Regions from separate parts of the Mus musculus genome. Here region 2 is linked to region 1. Evidence: chromatin contacts called from ENCODE Hi-C or POLR2A ChIA-PET data. All regions are on one chromosome and are shown on one strand. Each heading gives the region's core, a stretch centred on a gene start or an enhancer-like site at or near the end of the contact. The rest is flanking DNA. Distances are from core to core; before and after follow the strand shown.

What was found. Hi-C counts contacts between places; a loop is a spot of excess contacts on that map. ChIA-PET counts read pairs that join two places held with the same protein, here RNA polymerase II (POLR2A).
Region 2: a loop to region 1 is called in a map of gastrocnemius, with 2.0 times the contacts of the local background. The contact joins two enhancer-like sites. A Hi-C loop is called at or near these places in 1 of 37 maps with a recorded cell type or tissue (gastrocnemius). POLR2A ChIA-PET finds 5 or more read pairs at or near these places in 1 of 5 experiments (Patski).

Annotation. Positions count from the first base shown.
Region 1 is chr15:97,085,959-97,092,480 of GRCm38, reverse strand. All of the region lies in intron 1 of Gm32840 (a long non-coding RNA gene), which reads right to left. Among named protein-coding and RNA genes, the nearest start is that of Gm32733, 19 kb to the left of the region's middle. Within about 2 kb of position 2,699, at least 1 of the 3 ENCODE cell types and tissues checked has a DNase peak (open chromatin) inside an H3K27ac peak, as active enhancers do; it is gastrocnemius, where a contact is called at or near this core.
Region 2 is chr15:97,133,224-97,139,689 of GRCm38, reverse strand. No RefSeq gene overlaps it. Among named protein-coding and RNA genes, the nearest start is that of Gm33149, 26 kb to the left of the region's middle. Within about 2 kb of position 4,203, at least 1 of the 3 ENCODE cell types and tissues checked has a DNase peak (open chromatin) inside an H3K27ac peak, as active enhancers do; it is gastrocnemius, where a contact is called at or near this core.

The sequences.
Region 1 (6,522 bases), core at 1,450-3,949:
TTTAAATATGCTAGAGACCATTTATTGTTTTAAATATAGTTCAGATGTGTAAGTCGGGCTACAATGCCTAAACCCTTGGAAGGCACAAGCCCCGAGCTTATCAAAACTCTCAGTAGGCTCAATAGCTCTGATAAGTACCATGTTAAAAATCTTGTTAGGGTATCCTGCACTGTATGGCTCATATCCACTTATAAGTGAGTACATGCCATGCATGTTATTTTGACTCTGGGTTAACTCATTCAGGATGATATTTTCTAGTTCTACCCCTTTGCCTGCAAAATTCATGATGTCCTTGTTTTTAATAGCTAAGCAATATTCTACTGTGTAAATGAACCAAATTTCCTGTATTCATTCTTCAGCTGAGAGACATCTAGGTTGTTGCCAGTTTCTGGCTATTATAAATAAAGCTGCTATGAACATAGTGGAGCAACTCACGGACCCAAAGACACTAAGCAAGAAGGAAGGCCCAAGCAAGGATGTTAGAATCTCACTTAGAAGAGGGAATAAAATAGTCAGAGGAGGCAGAGGGAGGGAGGAGACTGGGTGGGAGAGGGGATGGGGAGGGGAATGGAGGGGTCAGGATCAGGAGTGGGGAGAGACAGGAGAAAGGGCCAGAGGGCCAGAAGAAGGAGTGGAAGTCAGCAGCTGACTGGTGTGGGGAGGCATCACATCTCTAGGATGTGCCAGAGACCTGGGATGGGGGAAGGCTCTAGGAAGTCAATGGGGGTGACTTTCACTGAGACTTCTAGTAGTGCAGATATGGAGACTGAAGTGGCCACTTCCTATAGCCAGGCAGGACTCTCAGTGGAGCGATAAAGACGCCAACCCAGCCACAAACTTTGTTCTGTCTACAAGCAATGCAGGGAGAAAGATGGAGCAGAGAATGAGGGAACGGCCAACTAATAACTGGTCCAACTCGAGACCCATCCCATGGTCCAGCACCAATCCCTGACACTATTAATGATCCTCTGTTATGGTTGCAGACAGGTGTCTAGCATGGCTGTCCTCTGAGAAGTTCCACCCAGGAACTGACTGAAACAGATGCAGAGACCCACAGCTGAACGTTGGATGGAGCCTGGCGGAAGGGCTGAGGGACCAGGAAGCAATAGGAACTCCATGGGAAAATCAACAGAGCCAACTAACCTGGACCCTTGGGGGCTGTCAGAGACGGAACCACCAACCAAAGAACATACACAAGCTGGACCTAGATCCCCTACCCCCTGCCCGGCACATATGAAGTAGATGTCTAGCTGTGTCTTCCTAGGAGCCAACTGGAGCAGGAGATATCCCCTAAATCTGTTGCCTGACTGAGGGTGGATTCCATTTCCCTAACTGAGCTGTCTTGTCTTGCCTCCTGTGGGAGAGGATGTTCCTAATTTTGCAGAGATTTGATGTGCCAGGAGGGGATGATACCCAGAGGGGGGACTCCACCTACTCAGAGCAGAAGGGAAGGGGGGATGTGGGGAGAGACTGTGCGGGGATCAGGGGAGCAGTGATTTGGATATACAGTTTATATATAAGTGAATTGATGGAAAAACTCCATGGGGGGGGGGGGGGATGGAGTAGCTAGAAAGATGGCTCAGCAGTTAAGAGCCCTGTCTGCTCTTTCAGAGGTCTAGAGTTCAATTCCCAGCAACCATATGGTGGCTCACACCCATCTATACTGAGATCTGATGCCCAGCAGGCATATATGTAGATAGTGCACTCACATACATTAAAACAAAAATAAATAACATAAAGCAAAATATCCCGTTAGGAACGTAAAAGCTTTCAATCCGACATTGACCTTCTCAGTCCCCGAGACACAGATGAGCAGTCCCTGGTGTAACCAGTGCAAATGGAAGACATTGGTGCAAAAGATAGCTGTGTGTGATAATGAGCCAGGGAGAGCTACCATTCACAGGTACTTGGGCCGTTGTAAAAAACAAGCATGTGTCATACCTGGCCAGGTTAAAATCGAGTTCTGGGGGTCTGCATTTGGAGACATTGAAGAGTAGTATGAGGAGTCTATTATGGCTTATGCAATTGTGTGCGGCCTGGTCTCCCCTTCCTTGCAGCCCTTCTTCCCAATCATTATTCCTTTCCAGCCTCTTGCCTTTAAGTAAGCACAGATATGTCTAGGGCAGAAGTCTCCCAGAGTCCCAGTTTCATAAATAGGAGTGTAACTTTCCTGCTAATAGCACTACAAGGTTAGAGATGGACCTATTTTACCAGGGATATTAGTACTCAAGGATGTGGTTTTCCTGGGCTCAAAAGGTAAAAAAAAAAAAAAACAAAAAAAACAAAAACCCACTGAGCTCTCTAATTTGTAAGTATTTGCAAACAAAAGCTTTGTTTTAGCGTCATATATTATCGTGGGAAAGCCCTCTGAACCTGCCATGTTCTATTAAAGGGAATGGGAAGTGCGGCGGCCCCGTCTCCCATTTCGTTGCACTGATCCCGTCTTGACCTCCACCAATTCATTTTAGAAGTGACCCTTCCTTCCCTTGTGCCCTGGCTTTCAGCATCTTAGTGCGATCTCCTCTGGAACTCATGGCTTTGCCTGGGCAGTCGGGGAAGAAGCTTGGCAGTACAGTTCTTACAAGTGGCCAAAATGAGGCAACAGCTGAGAGTGGCAGTGTGGCCAGGCGAAGCCATGGCCAATGGCATGTGCCAGGGAAGCTGAATCAGTCACAGGCTCTAAAAGCCAAATGCATACTCAAGAAAAAACAAGAGGCAAAGCAAAGGGCAGCTGGAGGAGCAGCAGCGGGGGTCAAGTATGCAGAGGCAAGGCCAGCAGCGGGCAGGCAGGCAGGCAGGCCCGGGGCTGTTAGTGTTTGTCGAGGTGGGGGTGGGGTGTTAGGGGATCCCGCTGTGGAGCAAGCACACTAGTGCCAGCAAGAGAGAGTCAGAACTTGGGCTGTGTCTAGTGCAGTAGCTAGCCCCTCTCTGCTGAGCCCTTCCTCAAACTATGAGTAGTTCTCTGTCCACCAAGAAAGGAAACAAAACCAAGAAAACCATTTGCAATCTCAGCGAGCTCCCACTTCAACGACTTCGACCAATCTCGGTACCAGGCTCATTCCCCACCCCCACCCCGCTTATTTATTTATTTATTTATTTATTTATTTATTTATTTATTTATTTATTTTCGGGGCCGGAGATTAAATTCATAGCCTTATGTGTGCTAGGTAAATACTCCACCATGGCACCGCCCTCCTGCCCCCCGCCCCCTTCTCCCGCCTCCATTCCCAACATATGTATCTGCTGTTTACCTCCCATTCACTACCCAAGTCTCCCACAATCCCCTCAGCACTGTCCTTGCATATAGACGGTATGTGTTTCCATAGCCACCTCCTCCTTGGGGTCACTCCGGCATGCCTTTCTGCTGGCCCCGTCTCCCATTTATTTTGTGAGACTGTATCCCTCACCCTCCGGCTAGCCATCAGCCAGCATTGAATGGTGGATAGCGGGTTCTGAGTGTCTGCCCTGTCCCCCACAGTTCATCAGCCTTCCTAGTGTGGCATTTTAAAGCAAAGCCTAGTCAAAATTATCCCCAGGGTTTCTCTTCCATCTAACCTATTCCTAGATTATCTCCCTGTCTCCTTTTAAACTTTATTTATTTTTATTGGTTTTTCTAGACAGAGTTTCTCTGTATAGCCCTGGCTGTCCTAGAACTCATTCTGTAGACCAGGCTGGCCTCGAACTCAGAAATCCGCCAGCCTCGGCCTCCCAAATGCTGGGATTAAAGGCGTGAGCCACCACTGTCTGGCTAAACTTTATTTTTAATGAGAAATCATCTTTGTTGGTGGTTGTATCATATGTTGATAGCAACCACTCATGGAGTGCTTCGTTTGCTGTTACTTGCTGGATATTTCGCTTTTCTTTATTTGTTTGTTCGGATTTATTTTGGTTTGTAGGTGTTTCTTGTCGTGGCTGAGGCACTGTGAATATATACGAAGAGAGGATATAATTACTTCACAGACAATGGAGCCAGGGCTTGCTTTTATCCTCCATGGCTGTAATGGTTAAGAATGCACAAGAAATAGACAAGAGATTTGGTTCACAGCTCTGCCTATTTCTTTAAGACAATTTCAGAGAAGACTTTATCTTTCATCAAGCACCTTTGCCAGAAGCTTTCCCACCCTTTCTCTCATTATGCCAAACCAGACCAGTAGGCTGTGGCTTGATGCTAGATTAGAGACACAGGAGGGAAAGATCCATAGCAATGTAGACCCAGAATTCCACAACTGTGCTATCAGCACTATCAAACACGTTCCCACACGATCCCAACAAGGCTACCCATAAATCACATAGGTTTGCTAATTTATTTGTCATTTTATGGAGCTTATAATTAGTAGCAGGGTGTGGGGTTTAAGATATTCTTTTATATCTGAGAACAGTATCATAGAGAGAAAGACTATAATTAGATAAGAACTGGTAACAAGTGATTCTAACCCAGACTGAAGGATCAGGGAAGCTTCCCTAAAGATACAACGTGTGGCCGATGAAGGTGGCGCACGCCTTTAATCCCAGCACTCCAGGGTCAGAGGCAGGTGGATCTCTGAGTTCAAGGTCAGCCTGGTCTACAGTGAGCTCCAGGACAGCCAGGGCTACACAGAGAAAGCCTGTCTCAAAAACAAACAAGCAAGCAAGCAAAGGAAAAGAAAAAGCCTGTGAGCTGAGACCTCAGTGATGGGCAGACATCAGCCCCATGAGAAAGGACAGGAACCCCTGAAGGTTTGTGCTTTGAAAAGTCTAATCTATCTGCCTTCAATGTCATGAACGTGTTGGAGGGACCCAGGGAGAACGAAGGGACAATGGTTCAGCTGACATCTGAACAAGAGATGGTTATGGCCTTGCTGGCATCCTAGTCAGAGAGGAAGAGAAAAATGGGTTAATTTGATATGGACTGAGGGTGTTCTGGCAGGTTAAATACGACGGTGAATAAGATCTTAGGGTGATGTTCTGGGTGTCTGAGATGTCTAACCAGGGCAGTACCATGTCACATTCGGAGGCATGAATAAGTGGGAGTGGGGGAAGTCACAGGTTGGGAGGACTATGTGTGTTAAACTGAGAGGTTTGTGGCACAAGACAATGAGCTGTGTATACCAAGCTGGAACTCCGAGGAGACACCCAGGCTGAGGGTGGGTACTTAGGAGTTACCATTATGAAGTAATAACTCATGCCTAAACATGGACGAGACCAGCCACGGAGGACAGAAAACTGAGAAGAGAAGGCAGTCCATGACTGAGCTCTGCCCTCATCTGAGGCACTCTCTCCAGTCCTTTAAAAGCAAACTCCTTTCTGAAGAAATGCACATACTTCTTAACACATGTAATCTAATCGTCTTAGCCTCCTTAGCTCAGAGACGCTTTAAAAGTGTTTCACTTATTTGTATGGGTCACTTAGGGGTCCACATCCTTGAATGCCTCTCACCTTGGGTTTTTGCTTGTTTGTTTGTTTGTTTGTTTGTTTGTTTTAAAGAGCCGCCAGTGGTTTCTAGAGGAGAGAAAGTCCCCATGGCTCTTGGTCTCATGTTTAGGCTATTATGACAGCTGTGTTTGGCCATTTTCTGAGGAAAACAGCAGAAAACAGATGGAAGCCATCCTCCCTGTTTACCACCAATCAAAACTAGAGAACAATACACACACACACTCCTTCTCACACACTACATACACACACTACACACACTCATTCTCACACACTATACACATACACTACACACATTCTCATGTACACACACCACACTCACACAAACTCATTCTCTCACACACATACACACTTTCACAAACGTTGTTGCACATACATTCTCACACACTCTCACATACACACTTACATGTGTTTTTTTTTTAAAGATTTAATTTTATTTATGAGTACACTGTAGTTGTTTCATGCACTCCAAAAGAGGGCATCAGATCCCATTACAGATGGTTGTGAGCCTCCATGTGGTTGCTGGGAATTGAACTCAGGACCTCTGGAAGAGCAGTCAGTGCTCTCAACCACTGAGCCATGTTTCTAGCCCACACTTACACTCTCTTGCACACACACTCTAGTGTGTACACTTATTCTCTCTCACACTCACTGAATTTTGAGAGAGATAAAGGGAGAGGGGGAGGGGAAGGGGGAGGAGAGAGGGGAAGAGAGAGAGAGGGAGAGAGAGAGAGGGAGAGAGAGAGAGGGAGAGAGAGAGAGGGAGAGAGAGAGAGAGAGAGAGGGAGAAAGATTTGTAGCTTCATTTTACACTTGGCAGTTTGTTCTCATCCCACACTGACTATACTTTTTTAACACAGTAACATTCATAGGTCACCAGTGTATAGAGCTTGTTTAGAGAATCCTCGTCCCCATTAGGTTTTCTGAACAAACACTTACAAAACGACATGTAGGAAGTGGTTCTGACATACTTCTTAACACATGTAATTTCACTGAGACTCTGCATGCGAACACAGAAGGTCTTGTTCCCCAATTGGCTCTTGATTGATCAATAAAGATGCCAGTGGCCAATGGCTGGGCTGAAGAGGCAGGACTTCCAGGTTCCTGCAGGCA
Region 2 (6,466 bases), core at 2,954-5,453, 46 kb before region 1:
CTTTGAGCTCTGTTTAAAAATAAAAGGCAACAATGACAATAAAAAAGCATTTTAAATTCACAATAAATGAAGTCAAGTAAAAGCTAAAATAAAATAGGAACAAAGTACGCAGAAACCAATAATGAACTCAGTAAATACTGAGTGACTCGTGTGTCAGTGTTCTGAATATACCTACTAAAATGCTGGCCCGTGGAGGAGAAAAGATCCCATGACCTTGTGAGCAAGTGGGGGTGGGGTGGGTGTGGGGAGGGGGTGTGGGAGAAGTCAGAGTGGAGCAAAGTGGGGTGGACTTGAGCAAAGTCACATTGTATGCACGTACAAGAGTCTTGAACACAAAAGGGCCATGTGTCAGATTTGGTGGAACCTTTGTTATGGGAGGAGCTGGGGGAAGGGAGTGGATATGTTAAAGACACTGTAAGAAATTCTCAGAGAATAAGAAACATCGTTTAAAATTAAAAACAAACACCGCTGCTAACATCCTGATCAACAGTGAAAAACTAGAAGCTTTCCACATGGATCAGGAGCAAGGAAAGGACTTCTTAAATAACACTCCTTCTCAGCATCTTACGGGAGTTTTAGTTAACTCGCTGGGACAGCAAATCAGTCAAAGGCTAAGGTACTGAGAAGGACAAAAGTCCATTCACAGACGACACAGCATCCACATAGAAAAGTCAAGGCATGGGGTATTGTAACTCAGCGAAAGAAACTCGTCTTTACACAGAAGACCGTGGGCTCAATCCCAACACAAACAAACAAACAAACAAAACCAACCAACCAACAAAACGTCAGGCAGGAGGAAGGAGGAGACAGGAAAAAAGGAGGGGAGGAGAAGGAAAAGAGAAAGAAAAGGAGAAGAGAATTCCAGGAGGGACTTTCCTATTTAATTTGAGGAATGTTAATAACCCTAGTATCTCCATTATTGATAATGAGATCCTGTTAGTCAATCAGGCATCTTCTAAATTCAGCGCTTCCTAATCGATACCAGCTAAATGAGCAAGGCAAGTCAATGACTGACGCTGCTGTTTCACGGCAGTCAGAATCTGCTGAGTAACTTATTCTACCTAATAACTGCAGCTCATGGTAACTGAGAACTTGGGAAGTGCCAAGAATAGGGCTAGTATTTGCGGTGGTTTGGATAAGAATGGCTCATATACTTGCATGCTTAGTCACCAGGGAGTGGCACTCTTCCATAGGATTAGAAGGTATGGCTTTGTTGGAGGAAGTGTGGTATTGTGGGTGTGCCTTGGGGTTTCAAAAACCATGCCAGGTTCTGTCTCTCTCTCTCTCTCTCTCTCCCTGCTTCCCTCTGTGTGAGTGTGTGCTTGTGAAACAGAGTGTGACTCTCGGCTACTGCTTCAGCTCCATGTGTGCCACAATGCTTCCTGCCATGATGATAATGAACTAATCTCTCTGAAACTGTAAGCCAGACCCCAATTCAATACTTCCTTTTGTAAGAGTTGCCTTGGTCATGGTGTCTCTTCCCAGCAAAAGAACATTGACTAAGACAGTCTCATCAGTAGTACTAGCAAGTGCAGCTTATCTGTTGAGGAAACAGAGATTACTAGGGGTGAAATAAACAATAGAAAGACACAGGTCCAACACTGGTGGGACAGGATGTAGAGGAATTTTAATCCAGGAACATGGCTGCTCTAATCACATCCAAAGACCTAGGTCTGTGTGATCTATTGGAATTTAATGTCACATGCCTTTCATCCCCCTGGCTGGAATATAGACATGCCTTTACTACACACCATTAAGGTAAGGTTAGTTTATAGAAGGAAGCAGCCATGTTTGAAAGTGATTTCTAATCGAGGGGCAGACAAAGTGATGGATCAGAGAAGGACTTGGCAGAGTCAGAGAAGGGATATGCCCATTTCTCGTGAGAACAGACAGGAAAGAGCTAGCTCAAGAGGGGAGCATGGAAAAGAGGGGGAGAGAGGCAGTTTTTACGGGGACAGTTTTACAGAGACAGGTTCCAGATGAAGACAGAAGGAGCCAGAGAAGGATCCAGAAGATTAGAACAGATTGCCAGAGTTAGTTTGAGGCCAAGCAGAGCAATTTAGTGAGAAGCCAAGAGAAGCCAGATTGAATCAGTCATCTTGGAGGGGAGTTTGAGCCAGAGCAGTTGAGTTGAACCAGCCAGCCAGAGTTCAGAAAGGGCAAGCTTACTCATCAGCCAGCCTCTAAGATGACAATCACACCAGGGATGTACAAGTGACTGTTACAGCAGGGATTTGAGTTCTGGCACGTGATGCCTGGATCCGTTTGTAAGCCTGTCTTCACACAGCTTCAACACAGTAGTAGGAGCCCAGCAACCTCTGCATCACATAGGTAAAGCTTTCTATTCCAGTGACCATCGAATGGTCCTGTGAAAGAGATGCCCGTTCAGCTCCTATAACCTTCTGTTCAAGAATGACTCGCACTTTGCATACTCGGATTACCTAGAAAAATCCAGAACGTTAGAGAAAAGTGATGAACTAATCTGCCTAAGTTGATTTGAAAATGAGGGTAAAGAATGTGATTTTTTTCATGCTTTACATTTATATTTAAATCTGTGGCCAACTTTGAGTCTCTTTCTTTTTTCCTCTACTTCTCTTTCCTCATATTCCTGCCTCCTCTTTTGAGATAAGGTCTCCTTCTATAGCCAAGGCTGGCCAAGACCTCATTATGTTGCCAACATTGGCCTTGAAATCATGGTCATCCCCCTGCCTCAGTCTCCCAAGTTCTAAGATTAGAGTCATTAACTAGCACAGGGGAGTTCTTTATTTTGGAAGAAGACACAATCCCACACAGTTCTTAGAAATACGTATATTGTTTGCAGATGTGTAACCCATCACAGGATGGTCCAGTGGTCAAGGAAGAAGACGACTGTCTAACTAGAGCCATTACTGGAGTTGTTGGGAGAACTCACTGTTGGGATAATATTGTGCACCGTGTAAACACCGTCTTTGTATTATTCAAATGCTGATCTCTCTGTTGGCAGAGGGCCAAGTACAAGCTGACTTTGGTGTCGTTATTAATATGGCTGCATCATATTTTGTAAACCCACCCTCTCTCACCTTCTGACTGGTTTATCAAAAAGCTGACGGCCTGTAACAAAAACAGGAAATAGAAGGTGGGACTTCCTGGAAGAGAGGGGAACTCTGGGAGAGAGTCAGGCCCGGGAGGATTCATCAAGAAGATGGAGAAGAAGCTGCAGGCCTGGAAGGAAGGAGAGGTAGCTAACCAGTTACATGGTGAGACTTAGATTAGCATAAACGGAATAGTTGAGCTCCGAGCCAGCTGGAAACAAACCTAACTTCAGGCCTAGGCATTCATAAATAAATATATGTCTCTGTGTCATTATTTGGAAGCTGGCAGTCCCAAAGCAAGTCCTGTTACAAGTGCTGTTGGAGATAGTGTGTGTGTGTGTGTGTGTGTGTGTGTGTGTGTGTGTGTGTGACTATGTATATCAAACTTCCTGAATTTTTTAGTCTTACCCTCCCAGACCTGCCCAAACCTCCTTTGAGTTGATAAGGACAAATATTGTCCGATGCTGATGTTATTTTGAGTTTTATAGAAAGTCCTGCCTAACAATTTGAACTAGGCTGTGCGTGTTTCCATTTGGTTGCTAGGCTGCATTCTGGGTCACTTCCCAGCAGCCTAGGTGACAGCTCTTCATGGGACACCTGAATAGCTGTAAGGTGATGAACTGTGAGATATCACATGATACACAGCCTTTAAAATAGGCAGTGTGACATAATGCACCCGCTGTGACCCAGGTTGTGGTGGAAAGTATCTGGAAGAGGAAAAATGAGATTCCGATGGCTGAAAGATAGCCAGTTTAGAATCTAGGCAGGGGTAGGGAAGACGAAGGCCAAGGAAGCTTTCTACACTCCCACCCGTCCCCCAGGGACAGTTCTGAAGCCCTACACTGTCCTGTAATGTGCCACAGACAGAAGCAATACAAGAGAAATGGAACTAGGGCTTGCTAAAGACATCAGAGCCCCAGGAAATCTCCTGGCCGAGAAGTTGGACAGATCTCTTGACACTTATTCTTTGTTTCCAGAATCTTCCACGTCTATCTCAAAAGTTTCATTGATCACCTTGCCCTTCTTTTCCAGATAATAGTACAGGCTTTCCCCGCCCGAGATCAGGCCAGCAATTTGGCTGCCCCGCGTCTTTCCAAATTGACTGCGTGGGAAACGCAATTTACTTCCTCCTCCAACAGTAGGTGGCAGCACTAACCTTGTTCATTAGGTTCCCGCATCTGTAAAAGCAAGCCGAATTTGCTCAGTGGCAACAGTTTAAGGTCAGGCCTTATTTAAAATGTAAAGAAGATAGGCAAGTAGGCAAGTAACTTAAAAACCCGACTAATCACTTAGCAATTAAGAGACTGGAGACACTGCCCACATTTACACTCATTGAAATGTGAAGCAGAAACCTGACTCATTTTTATTATTTTTTCTTCTTCACTGGAGTCTCAGGCAAAGCTGGCAGCCAGTAGAGCATTTCTGAAGAAAATAAGTGCTTGAAGTCAGATATGAGAATTTGTATTTTATTATGTGAAATTTACATCTCAAGCCCCCGACAGCTCAACATTTTGAAATCACACTTATTTACTTGTGCATGGGGGTGGGGGAGGGGACTCATGGGGGGGGGGAGGTCAGAGAACAACTTTCAGAAAGGGGTTCTCTTTTAACAGATTTCCCTTTTTAAGAGCAGCCTTAGGTCAAGAGCAAAATTGAGAGAAAAGTGCAGAGAGAAGCCCATGTGTCCTCTGGACATCTCCAAACTACAACCATCCACACAGAGTTTCTGCCTGCTGCTGGTGCTCAACATGACTAGTTAATCAGCTTCACACGTCCGTAGTTTACCTTGGTCTTCACCTGGAACTGTACGTTCTGGGAGTTTGGAACTAGAGCTAAAGCGGTGTTTTCTCCTATGCTGCGTACAGAGTACCACCACTGTCCTATATGTCTCCACTCACTCCCCACCCACTCCCTCCAACCTCTCCACTACTGAATGTTCTGCCTTCTCTGTAACTTGGTCCTGCCACTGGTGGGGGGGGGGGTCTTACAGTGTTTCTTGTTATGTGATTGGTTGTTTCCCTCGTCAAAGAACCTCTAAGTTTCCCCCACTTGCTTCCTTGTCAAGACGGTTCATTTTCCTCACTGCCGAGTACAAGCCCTTGTCTGGATGGGCCACAATCTACTCTCCCACTGACCTGAAGGATGCTTGGTTCCTTCCAAGTTCTGGATCAGATATAAAGCTGCTATCAGCATCTGTGGGTGGGCATATGTTCCCGGGTCATTTGAGTACATGTAAAAGCCTGGTTACTGTAACGTGGTGGTGTGTTTAGTTTTGTTGGAAGCTACCAAACCATCTCCATAGTTCATGGCGTTTCAGGGCCCCAGCAATAGGTGAGACCTGCTGCTCTCACCTCTAGAATTGGGTATTGGGGTTGGTCAGGGCTGCAGAGGACCCTGGTTCAAATCCCAGCACCCATTCATTTTCTTATGGGTGACATTTAAGAGTCCTTAGCAGAGTCGTGTCAATAAGATAAACACCTCTAGTGCTCACCCCCTTCCACAAGGATAGCCAAAGAGAAGAATAAACTACCACATTCCGACAAAACAACTAAAGAGAGTATGGCGTACATCAGGGGACTGGACATCGGCACCTTGGACATTGGGACCCTGCACACTGACAGGGTGGTCATTATGGACTCTCTGTAGAACTCATGGGTGGTTGGCCCAGCACAGAAAACTACCTGGATTCTATGAGCCCCAGTGTCCCCAAAGGAGGACTTGGTGGCTGTGCCCTGCTTTCCATGGACAGTGTGGTGTCTCTGAGGTGACATCTTGGAACCAGAACTGCTGTTAATGCGCTGTCCTCTGGAGACAGGAACCATGGCATACCTCCACCACTGAGAATTTGCCACCATGGGTGCACCCCCACCTGGAGGGGGCAGTATTCTTACCACAAACCACTACTTCACCATCTTGCTGGGACTAAGCTTCACAGTCACTGCCCCGTCCCTTCCCAGACTCTGTCATTTCTTCCTGCCTTAGATACAATAGTGCCCAGCAGTGACAGTCTCCGAATGTAATAGTGGACTTACTCACTTCTGTGTAATTCTGCCACCATTGCTTGCCTAGCTTAGCATTCTATCGTTAGGCAACTACACATAAATTGTTACATATTCTTCATGAACTGACCCCCTGTCATTTCTCAGTGCTGCCTTCGTCCCTAATTAATATGGAGCTGTAGAGCACATTTGAAAATTTATCTCCACTTACTCTTTCTCTGGCTTTCTTTATATCCAAGTGTATTACTTGTGTGCTTTTCTTTCCTTCCTTCCTTCCTTCTTTCTTTCTTTCTTTCTTTCTCTTTCTTTCTTCCTTTCTCTCCTTTTTCCCTTGGCTTTTGAGATAAGATCTCTCTACACAGCCCTGGCTGTCCTGGAACTCACTGTGTAGACAAA